Regions from separate parts of the Homo sapiens genome. Here all the other regions are linked to region 1. A link is a contact called in ENCODE Hi-C or POLR2A ChIA-PET data. All regions are on one chromosome and are shown on one strand. The core of a region is the stretch at or near the end of the contact, and the rest is flanking DNA. Distances in the headings are between cores, read along the strand shown. Region 1 holds the start of KERA (keratocan). Region 2 holds the start of EPYC (epiphycan). Region 3 has its middle 12 kb from the start of LUM.

What was found. A loop is a pair of places that touch in the nucleus more often than their neighbours do. ChIA-PET counts read pairs that join two places held with the same protein, here RNA polymerase II (POLR2A).
Region 2: a loop to region 1 is called in a map of IMR-90, with 2.1 times the contacts of the local background. The contact joins the promoter of EPYC here to the promoter of KERA in region 1. A Hi-C loop is called at or near these places in 1 of 168 maps with a recorded cell type or tissue (IMR-90).
Region 3: a map of mammary epithelial cell shows a loop between it and region 1 (2.9-fold over the local background). The contact joins the enhancer-like site here to the promoter of KERA in region 1. A Hi-C loop is called at or near these places in 3 of 168 maps with a recorded cell type or tissue (IMR-90, breast epithelium and mammary epithelial cell) and 1 of 37 single-sample maps with no recorded cell type. POLR2A ChIA-PET finds 5 or more read pairs at or near these places in 1 of 52 experiments (BJ).

The regions. Positions count from the first base shown.
Region 1 is chr12:91,056,365-91,059,798 of GRCh38, forward strand. It overlaps KERA (keratocan), which reads right to left and starts at 1,660. Exons shown (of 3, transcript NM_007035.4): 1 at 1,380-1,660.
Region 2 is chr12:91,003,420-91,006,853 of GRCh38, forward strand. EPYC (epiphycan) reads right to left here and starts at 1,553. Exons shown (of 7, transcript NM_004950.5): 1 at 1,528-1,553.
Region 3 is chr12:91,097,959-91,101,392 of GRCh38, forward strand. No RefSeq gene overlaps it. Among named protein-coding and RNA genes, the nearest start is that of LUM, 12 kb to the right of the region's middle. Within about 2 kb of position 1,618, at least 3 of the 41 ENCODE cell types and tissues checked have a DNase peak (open chromatin) inside an H3K27ac peak, as active enhancers do.

The sequences.
Region 1 (3,434 bases), core at 410-2,909:
AGTAAACATTGCTTCTTCAGGGAAGAGGTGAAAATATGTCAACATTTCATACACAGATCTTAATTAATATACATTAGTTAGTAGGCACCATATGCAAAGCATTTTGCAAACATTGAGAATAATTCACCGACTTGTAGCTTTCTGGTTGTAACCCAAACACAATAAAAGCCGAGAAATGGAAAGAAAATTTTAGCAGCTCTAAGTGTTTTTCCATTTCAAGCTATTTAATTTAAAGAACTGAACTGAAACCAGTAGTTGAATATGAGAGTACAAAAAAGTGATCTTTTAAAAACTCAAACTGGGAATCTGTGTTGTTCCTGAGAGGAAAGCATATGCTTTTACTTTTACTCTTAAATGAGCAGAACATCTGGATGAGATTTCCTAGGCCTTTTGGCCCTTGAACCAAAGGAATGAAGGGATCAAAGAACATTTTAGCACTTTATGGTGAAGGAAGGTTCTAGGATCTGAATAAAAATGTAATTAATCTGTTATTCTCTAGCTCAACCTCTCAAGTAAGTTTTTTGAGGGTGGGGGAAGATGTCTATAATTTTAAGCACACAATTAAGTTGTTCAGCCAAGCTATTGAATTATCAATTCTCTCTCTCTCTCCCTTTCTCTCTCTCTCTCTCTCTCAGAGAATATGTATATTCTGTCTCTATATATGTATATATATGTATATATAGAGATAGAGTTTATTATATAGAGTTGAATACATTGTGATGTATAGCACAAGTACATGAGTATTGTATTCAACTATGCCATTATTATGGTTGATAAGAAACAAAAACAACCAAAAACATATTTAGGATACGGGTGGAGAATTTCTTTATATTCATATTATCAGTGTGGATAATGGAAAGTAGGTTAGCGTTTACTAATATTTGATACATTTAAAACACATAAACCCTCCCCACTGATCATCAAAGATTATTGGTACAAATAATTATTTTAACAGGAAATATACATATATATTTTAATAATTTATAGCATACATATGTTACATATATATTTATATATATATATATATATCAGTAACATTCTGACCAATGTACATTTATTGAACTGATTGATAATAGGATGAAATAAATTTTACTGATTCCTTAGGAAAAGATAAAGTCAACTTCATTTATGAAATGCTGATCATTCAATTTTGCCATTAAATTGCAGAAAACAAGTGCAGAACTGCTTCTGCAAGCTGTCAAATTTTCTAGGATTGCAGAACGCTGCTCTGGCCATGTTCCAACAAAGAAACATCATTTTTTTTTTTCTTTTTCAGAATAGGGTTTTGGTTTAGTTATTGAAGTTGTAACCCTGCGTCTGTTGAATAAGTACTTTGCATGCTTAACTTTAAGAGTTTTTAAAAGTGCAAAATAGTTTACCTTGCCTTCCAGGAATACACCGTTGAGTCCTGTGTCTCAGTCTGAGGTTTGCTAAAAATCAGTTAAGAGAAAAAAAAAAACTTTGACGAAAATAATTTGTTTTTACTTTAAGCTGTCAAGTCGTCTATGAGAAACAGTGAAACCTACTCGTCCCAGTCACCATGAACACCTTTGATCTATTGTTTCCACTTTGACAGGGCTTCAGAAGACTGCTTACCTCAGCCTTCTTGGATCTTCTTCTTCCTTTTCTATTGGTCACTGCTTGTACATGGTAATGGATTGACCCAGGCTCCACTGTCGTGTTTTTATGAATCCTCGGTAAAATATATGCACTAGTAGATCCAAATTTAACCCCTCCAACAACCACGGAATCTTAGTGCCTACACAGCCCAGCAAAGGAAATTCTTACTTTAATCCTAATAACTCATAAAAAAATTTCTAGGCAATTTTCATTCCTAATTCACAGTTCAATTCATTAGTATATGTTGTCATGTACTGATATCCAGACCTTATTTACCAATAGGCAGCTGAAGGCAGTTTTAAAGTATAACAAAAAGATATTTTAAAAGATTTTAAAACATTTTCCCTAGATGATCATTTCTTAAAAATTGAATACAAATAATTAAAAGCCAATGTCTTCTGTTTATATGGACATATTTTATCTGTTCCTGATATAAAATAGATGCTGTAATGTGTTTGACTAAGGGAAAAATAAATAAATATATGTATTTGAAAAAATGTAAATGTGATATCTGGAAAGCACTACCTGATTTTGGTGCTAATCTTGGTATTATGCTTTTTTTCAGAGAAATAATTTTTGTATCCCTATTTCCTATTATATTTCTTTTAACAATTTATTCCAAGTACCTGCTAAGGTGGGATAATTTTTTATTCATTATAATATAACACATGTTTTGCATATAGTCCCTTATGAGACATTCTGTTACACTGCTACTTTTTTCTTTAACACATATCTAAAGTAGTGTGTCCTCCACTTCTGATACTTGATGAAAAAAAATTATGCTTCTTGAGAAAAGATGCAAACAAAAAATATTTCATTTAGGTGTTATTATGTGGATTGATTGTTGTTTTGTTTTTCAAAATCTCTCTTATTCTAGCTTCAGTGAATGTTATATGACTCATTTAACAGCTCACATGAGTATTGTCAAAGAGCACCGTGAAGAGGATTAAGCATTGGATTCAGAGGACCTTTTGTGAACCACCTCTTTCCTCTCTCCTAACCATAGGAGGGTAAATTAAAGTTCAGTTTTGTCATCTACAAAATAGTAATGGATTGCTTCACAGAGTTAGGTCTAGTTTGTTATAAACAATTACAGAAATAATAGCCTTATTTGGAATTAGCCCTACACTCTCAACTGGAAAATGCATTTATATTAAAGGGTTTTTATAGATTGAGATCCTATTTTGACATGATTTTTTACTAGTCCTATAGGTATGTAGGTGTACTCACATCACATTTTAAGAAGACAACCAAGTGTTACTTGCTTTCTCACAACAATTGTCTCCTCTCTCTGTTGCATTTCTCCCTCTCCTTTTCCTAAACCCTCAGGATTTAAACAACAGATGATCTTCAAATCTGCATGGCCCTCTTCCAGCTATTGTCTTACTGTTGATTTTTTTAGCCAAACTGATTTTAGTCTTTTTATAATTTTCTTATACAAATGTTGCTACATGTTCATTGTAGGAAAATTAGAGTAGTATACTGGCTGCCTCCAATCTATTTCCTCTTCACCATTCCACTCATGATCTGCCAACCAAAATATGACTTCTAATTCTGCTTCCCTAAAATGGTTCTGACAGAAAATCAGCAATGATCCTCACATTTACTAATCTGTTGAAGTCTTTTAGTGTTAAGCATACTTGGCCTTTGACAATACTGACCCACCCCCTTTTATTAAATGTTCGTCTTAGTTGTTCTGACATTACTCTTTCCTAGTTTTTCCTCCCATTTTCTGGTGACTTCTCTCTGTCTATATCCCAAAGCTCTATTTCCTCTTTATAACATTATTTAAGAGCATTTCTAGCATTTGGAAC
Region 2 (3,434 bases), core at 303-2,802, 53 kb before region 1:
TGTATGCCTGTGGGATTATAGCCATCTTTGTTTTTTAATTCCTTAATAAGCACAATTCTTATTTTCCATTATAACATTATGCTTTTTGAGGATTCAATCAAGATCCTATAATTTAATTATTTTTTTAGTTCTGTATGTACTCATTTGAATACATTTTGGTTTAGAAAAAAAATCTTCACATTTAATTTGAAACATTTAAGTTAGTCTTACCAAAATGTTACCTAGTGATCCCTTATTGAGCAGGCAAAGTATTGTAAAATTCTGTATCAAGCATGTCTAATTTTAGAGGCTTTTACATTTGGACACACTTCTTGGGTTTACTTTAAGAACAGTACCTGTGGTGTTACTACCTATGCATACATATAAAAGGGAATTCATGATAAATATTACTTTTAAACTTGAATGCACTGGCAGACAAAATGACCTTCAGTTACTTGAAAGAAAGCCTTTATGAAGCAGGTTTAGGCAGAAGGATATGAAATTCCTCTGAGAATAAGAAGCAGTACAAGGAGCTCCTTCTTAGCTCTCCTATGCTTTCTTCAAATAAATTTCTTATTCACACAGGATAAACTAAGCCTCTATTTCAGTTGCCTTTGCAGAAGTCTTTGCAGGATTGCAGATTTGGAACTGTTCTAGGCAATTACCAACAAAGTCCTACTTAATAAAACAGTGGGTTTGCAAATCTTCCAGGAACCATTCTCCCATAATCAAGTTGGAAACATTAACAGAAGCCACTACCAACTTAAAAAAAATTTTTCCTTATATGTTTCTGGCAACTTCCATTATTCAAAGAAATTATACACTTGCTGGCCTTTTTTCTCACATCATACTATATTTGATTACATATAGCTACATCTCAGAATTTGCTTGCATTTTGCATCACTCCTAGAGCTATCAACTATAAGGCAGGCTGTGTGAATCTTAAAAATATATACAGCATCTATCTATGTTTAGTTAAAAAATTTATATTCCTTTCTTCAAGTAATTGTATTAGCATTTAATGTAGTTTCTTAATTAACACTTTAATTTTGTGTTCACTTTATACCATTTATTAATATTTTAAAATTTGTGTATTTAAAACTTTCAATATATAGCTCAAAAAAATTTTAAATGCATAATGTCATGTAATCATTACAATACTTTTAATCTCAGGAAATTTCACTATTTCCTCCCTTTTCACAAAATTTCAATTAATATCAATCAATAGTGCCTGTCTATACTGGCAAAGAATGTGGTCTGTGTCAGGAAACTTTACTTAAGGCATATATTGGAAACTACTCTAATTTTATTGGCATCTGTCATGACTACTGAGATTAACTATTTGCTGTATGTTATTAATTCCTAAGCTAATTCAAAATTTTGGATTTTCCAAGAATAATATAAATACAAAGTCAATAACAAAAATAAACCAAATCCATTGAATCAAAATTCACCAGATGACATTAAGGCAAGTTAAATTATTTTTTAAAGGTTGTTATAGTAGGGAAAGAACTCTGACCCAAGAAGAAAGCAAGTATAAAAACTTACCTTTGGCTCTGACCTGATGAAATGGCACAAAGTGACTGAGGATGCAGAGCTAGTGGTATTTGCCCCTGACCAATGGCTGTGAATTCTGGTCTGTGGGAGGTGGAATTTATAACACTCAACTTTCTGTTTGCAAAACCTAATATTGAGAAATACTTCTCAGTCTTTAAAAAACCTCAAATTATTTTATAGTCACCCAAACTAAGCAGTAGGATCCAAATCACATAGTATACAAAGTTCTTGAAATTATGTTAATGGAGTTATAATTGCCAAAGTATCACCTTAAAATTTTTAAATGGAAAAAGTTGGATTTAACATACCTCATCTGTAACAAACTCACCAATTAAGAAATGAAGTTCATGTATACAGTGATACTATAGATGGATATTTTAGTTCTAATAAGAAATAATTTTCCCAAAACTTGAAGTCTTGAATTGCTTTCTTCACTTTTCATTAATGTTAAGTGAAATTTGGTAAATGTTGCAGAAACCTTACCTGTTTAATATTGGGTAAGTAAAAAAAGATATCCCAATTATTTTGATTGCATGGAATGCTTTGATAGCAAAACAGGGAAAAATGAACCTTTTGCATAACTTTAAAAAAATTACATCCAGAAGTGATGCATAAATATGATCTGCGTGTTTTGGGGAGAAAAGGGGCTTTTTTTAAAAAAAGTTATTGTATCTATCATAGACAAATAAATCAAATTACACATTTTTTCCTTAGAATAGGAGCTTTATTTTAAGCTCTTGTTAACTTCCATGGTTTGTAAAATTGAACTTTAATACAAATATGAAGAGAAAAAATATGCTTTAAATTTCCATACCTCAATTTTACATTGTATAAGTCCTAGAGAAAGGTGAAAGTTGCATCTTGTATTCTGGTATGCTTTAGATAAATCTAGGAATTTGGTTCTCACTTATGCTTCAGGAATCTTTTCCTTCATGTCTGCAAGTGAATAGATGTATTGAATTTTGAAAGCGGTATTACTCCTGGGCCAAGTGATGGGAGAGAAGAAGGTTTGTCTTTAAGGTTCTCTCACTCCCCTTCCTGCCTCTGCTCCCATCTTCCCTGCCCTCAAAATGTCTTTGCCCATCTATTCAGGGCATTCTTATTTGTCATCCCCATCATCCAACCCTGTTTCCAAATGATTTGTTCTTAGTATGCATTGTTTTTCTCAAAAACAATTTTATTTGGAGCAGAAACAGTGATAATGGGTAATGTATGAAGTCTACCAAGACCTCTCAAAAAATAGAGAGGCCATCTTGGAGACAGGAACTTATTTCTGGCATCTGTGAAGTCTCACCCCACCATATAAAGGCCACTTTTAGAAGCAGTGCTGGAAAGATGCCTGAATCCAAGTTTCTAGGCTTGTCCTCTTTAGAAGCAAGGTCCACGTGGGGTGTCAGGTGATTTCATATATGATTGTTAATCACCTCAACACATTCTTAAGCAGAGTGCTTACCACTATTCACAGATGGGACTACTGAGACTCAGATGATAAATGATACAGCACCATGTGTGACACAAAAAAAGAGGAAATCAACTTGGCTTTTCTCTGTGTCAGGTCCCTAGACATGATTGAGTCTGTCTGAGGGATACGTGTATACACAAAAAGGCAGTGTTAGCTCTCAGTTCCACGCATTTCTGATTCAAAGCCTATTTATCTGTCACTAGCTTCAGGCTCTGCTGAATGTTTTAGAAGAAACAACAGATTCCTTGAGTATCTATGAAAATACCAACTTTCTTCCTTTTCCCTCAATATTTGATCTAGTACTCTGTGCACCTTGTTAGGTGACAGAGAGGTGAGAGCTACCTAGCTTCTTGCTTTCTGGAGGGCTCTGGTTAAACTTACAAGACTATTTCCAGAAATATTGTTTCGACACTATCCTTTGTTGAACTGTTGGTGT
Region 3 (3,434 bases), core at 368-2,867, 42 kb after region 1:
ACAGAGTTATCTGCACTCCCCTGTTCATTGCAGCATTATTCAAAATAGCCAAGATATGGAATCAATGTAAGGGTTCCTTCATGTATAAATGGATACAAATGTGGTGTATATACAGATGGTCCTCAACTTAGAATAGTTCGGTTTATGATTTTTTGACTTTATGATGGTGCAAAAGTGATAACACATTCAGTAGAAACCATATTTCGAGTATACAATCACACAATTGTAACCTTCAGTACATTATTCAATAAATTACATGAGATATTCAATACTTTGTTATAAAATAGGCTTTATGTTAGAAGATTTTTGTCTAACTGTAGCTAATGTGAGTGCTTTGAGCATATTTAAGATAAGTTGTGCTAGATATGATGTTCCATAGGTTAGGTGTATTCAATGTGTTTTTGACATATATTTTCAACTCATGACAGGTTAACTGGGACATAACACCATCATAAGTCAAGGAACATCTGCATATACAGTAGATTACCATTTAACCATAAAAAAAGGAAGTCCTATTTTTGGAATAACAGACAAAAGTGGAGAACATTCTGCTAAGTGAAATAAACCAAGCACAAAAAGAAATGTACTGCATGATGTCACTTATATGTGGAATCTAAAACAAGTCAAACTCATAGAAGCAGAAAGAGTAGAATGGTGGCTACCAGGAGCTGAGGGTGAGGGCTGGGTAGATGGGAAAATGTTGGTTAAAGGGTACAAAGTTTCAATTAGACAGGATAAATAAGCATGGGAGATTTATGGTGTATGGTAACTGCAGTTAATAATAGTGTATTGTACATTTGAAAGTTGCTAATAAAAGCAGATCTTAAATGTTCTCACAATAGAAAATTATAGGAATGTGAGGTAATGTGCTTGTTAATTAGCTTTAACCATTTCACAGTGGATACACATATCAAAGCATCATGTTGTCCACTGTAAAGATATACAATTTTTATTTGTCAAGTACACTTTAATGAAAAAATATATTTAATAGATAGATGTTTGTAGATAATTCCATGGATTAAAGTAAATTGCAATGTTTTGTGTAATGTTAAAGGGAGTAAAGCAGAAGCAATTGTGCTGGAGCTCACCAGGAGAGGCCCGCCTCATGACTGACCTTTGTAACTTGTTCCTTCCAACCACAGCTTCATTCCATTAATGCTACTCAGCAACCACGTCTGGAAAACTTACTTCCAGGCCCTGTGTTTTGTCAGGGCTAAGATGAGGAAATTTACAAACACACATGTAAACACATCTAAGCCCCCCTTAATGCCACGGGGGGTTACTAAGTTATAATATACACTCTGAGAACAGAGATCTGGTCTCAAATGAGAGTTACAACACTTCAAATCATGTCTGATCCTACACCCAGGTTTTTTTCCATGCCTAAGTAGAAATGTACCTTATAACTATTATTTGAGCTAAAATAATCCTTAAAGAACATTCCTTGAATTATCTAATGTATTGTAACATTTAAATTAATGTCCAAATATATGTTATAATGACAGTTAGGTCTGCTCCCCACAAGTCTTTCCTTATCACCCAAAAAAATCACCACTCCCTCCATTTCTTCATAGTCCTTCAGGTCATTTATTTCTTCATAGCGCTTATCACTACTGTCATCATGTCATAGACTGTGTGTTTATCTGCTGATTGAATCCCCTATAAATGTCAACTTTGTTAGGATAAAGATTTGCCGGTCTTGTTCACTACAGTGTCTCCAGCACCTAAGCCATTTCTGGAGTATAGTAGAAGCTTTATTTTTTAAAAAGTTAAATGAATTAATGGAAAAGGTACAGATGGATGAACAATGAATGAAGGGAGTTGTTAAAAAAACTTTGATAAATGATTTTTATTTTTTAACAGATGTTTGTTTTATAATAAAGGATATTAATTCTACTTGAGAAAGTTCAGAGGAGGTATTCTGCTGAAGGGTTAGAGTAGCTTAAGACGAGTCTTAAAAGATGTTTATGTGTTTCCAAGTGAAAGGGGCATGAGGGGATTCCAGGAAGAAAGGCGTTTTCATAGACACCAGAGCAAATGCAGCTGCAAATTAGTAAGTATGGTTGAAACAGTTCAAGCAACTTAATGTAGTGCATGATGAAGTCTGACAAAACCTGGTAAGAGATAAGTCTAGAGAAGTAACTAAGGACTAAATTGCAAAGGACCTTTGAAAACTGCAAAGGACCTTTGGTGTCCTGGAATGCCTTTTGTGCTGCTCTGAGGAGCCTGGATCACATCCTGAAAGCAATGGTACATCACTGAACAGTTTTAAACAGATAAATAATATGGGACCAGGTTTATATGTCAGAAAACTTGCTCTAATAACGCACTTGATGATTAAGTTAGGCAAAACATGAGGATTTTCAGAAATCTAAGTGAAAATTCAGGAAGTCTTGAAATAAAGACTTGGCAGTGAGGCTAGAGAGGGGCTTATTTGAAATACAATCCATAGGGTAAAGTTACTACTAAGGCTCTTGAATATTTTTAGAACATACATTTTAAAAAATAGAACATCAGGTGCATTGTAAGGGGACAAGACACAAATATAGATGGTACTCTTTGGGCCAATCCAAATTTTAAAGCTACTAGAAGAAGTGACATTTTAGGGCTATCAAAGTGAGATTAGGATGAATGCGTGAGACCTCACTTATTTATGTTGCTGACATTTCTATTTTTTTTTTCATGTGTTGTATTGCAATTTGTTATATCTTATCTGGAAACAAAATCTATTGAATATGTGTGTAAAAACAATATAATTTGCTAGACATTTTTAATGCATTTTGATTCATTTCATATATTTCAAAAAAACAAGACTTTTTTTTATAACATTGCCATTTTTATATATATTTTTACTTCTGGTAGTAAAATTACTTTGCAGTTCCCTTTAAATAAAATGAGAACTTCCTTTTACTTGTGAGTGAATGTTAAGTATTTATGATGGTTTTAAAATCCAACCAAAGAAAAGTCTAAGGCTATCATTATGATAAAATTACAACTATAGAAAAACCGGAACCCAAACTTAAAAGATCACAAGGAAAAAAAAAACTCTTAGTCTTTTTGAAAACCAACCTTTTAAACTCTTCAGGATTTCTAAAAACATAGCTATTACCGGTTGGAGAACTTTTAACTGAGAAATCAACATTCCTCTTGCTCATTTAGTGGTCTATTATTCATCTGTATTTTTTGTACTTATTAGGGCATGATAATTCCTCACAAACCTCAAAGCCTGAGTACATTATAGCTCTCCTTCACCATAAAGGCACCAGTTAACCCTAATTTTTGTCTTGAGAACAAAAAGGAACTTTCCTTATTTTTCCATTTTCTCCCCACAGTAAGGGATTACAGTTAAGGTTCTAATGCATCAGTCTTGGGAAAGAAAGAATTTATATGCATTATTGCTTTAATCCACTCATGGAGGACTTTATCCGCTTTAT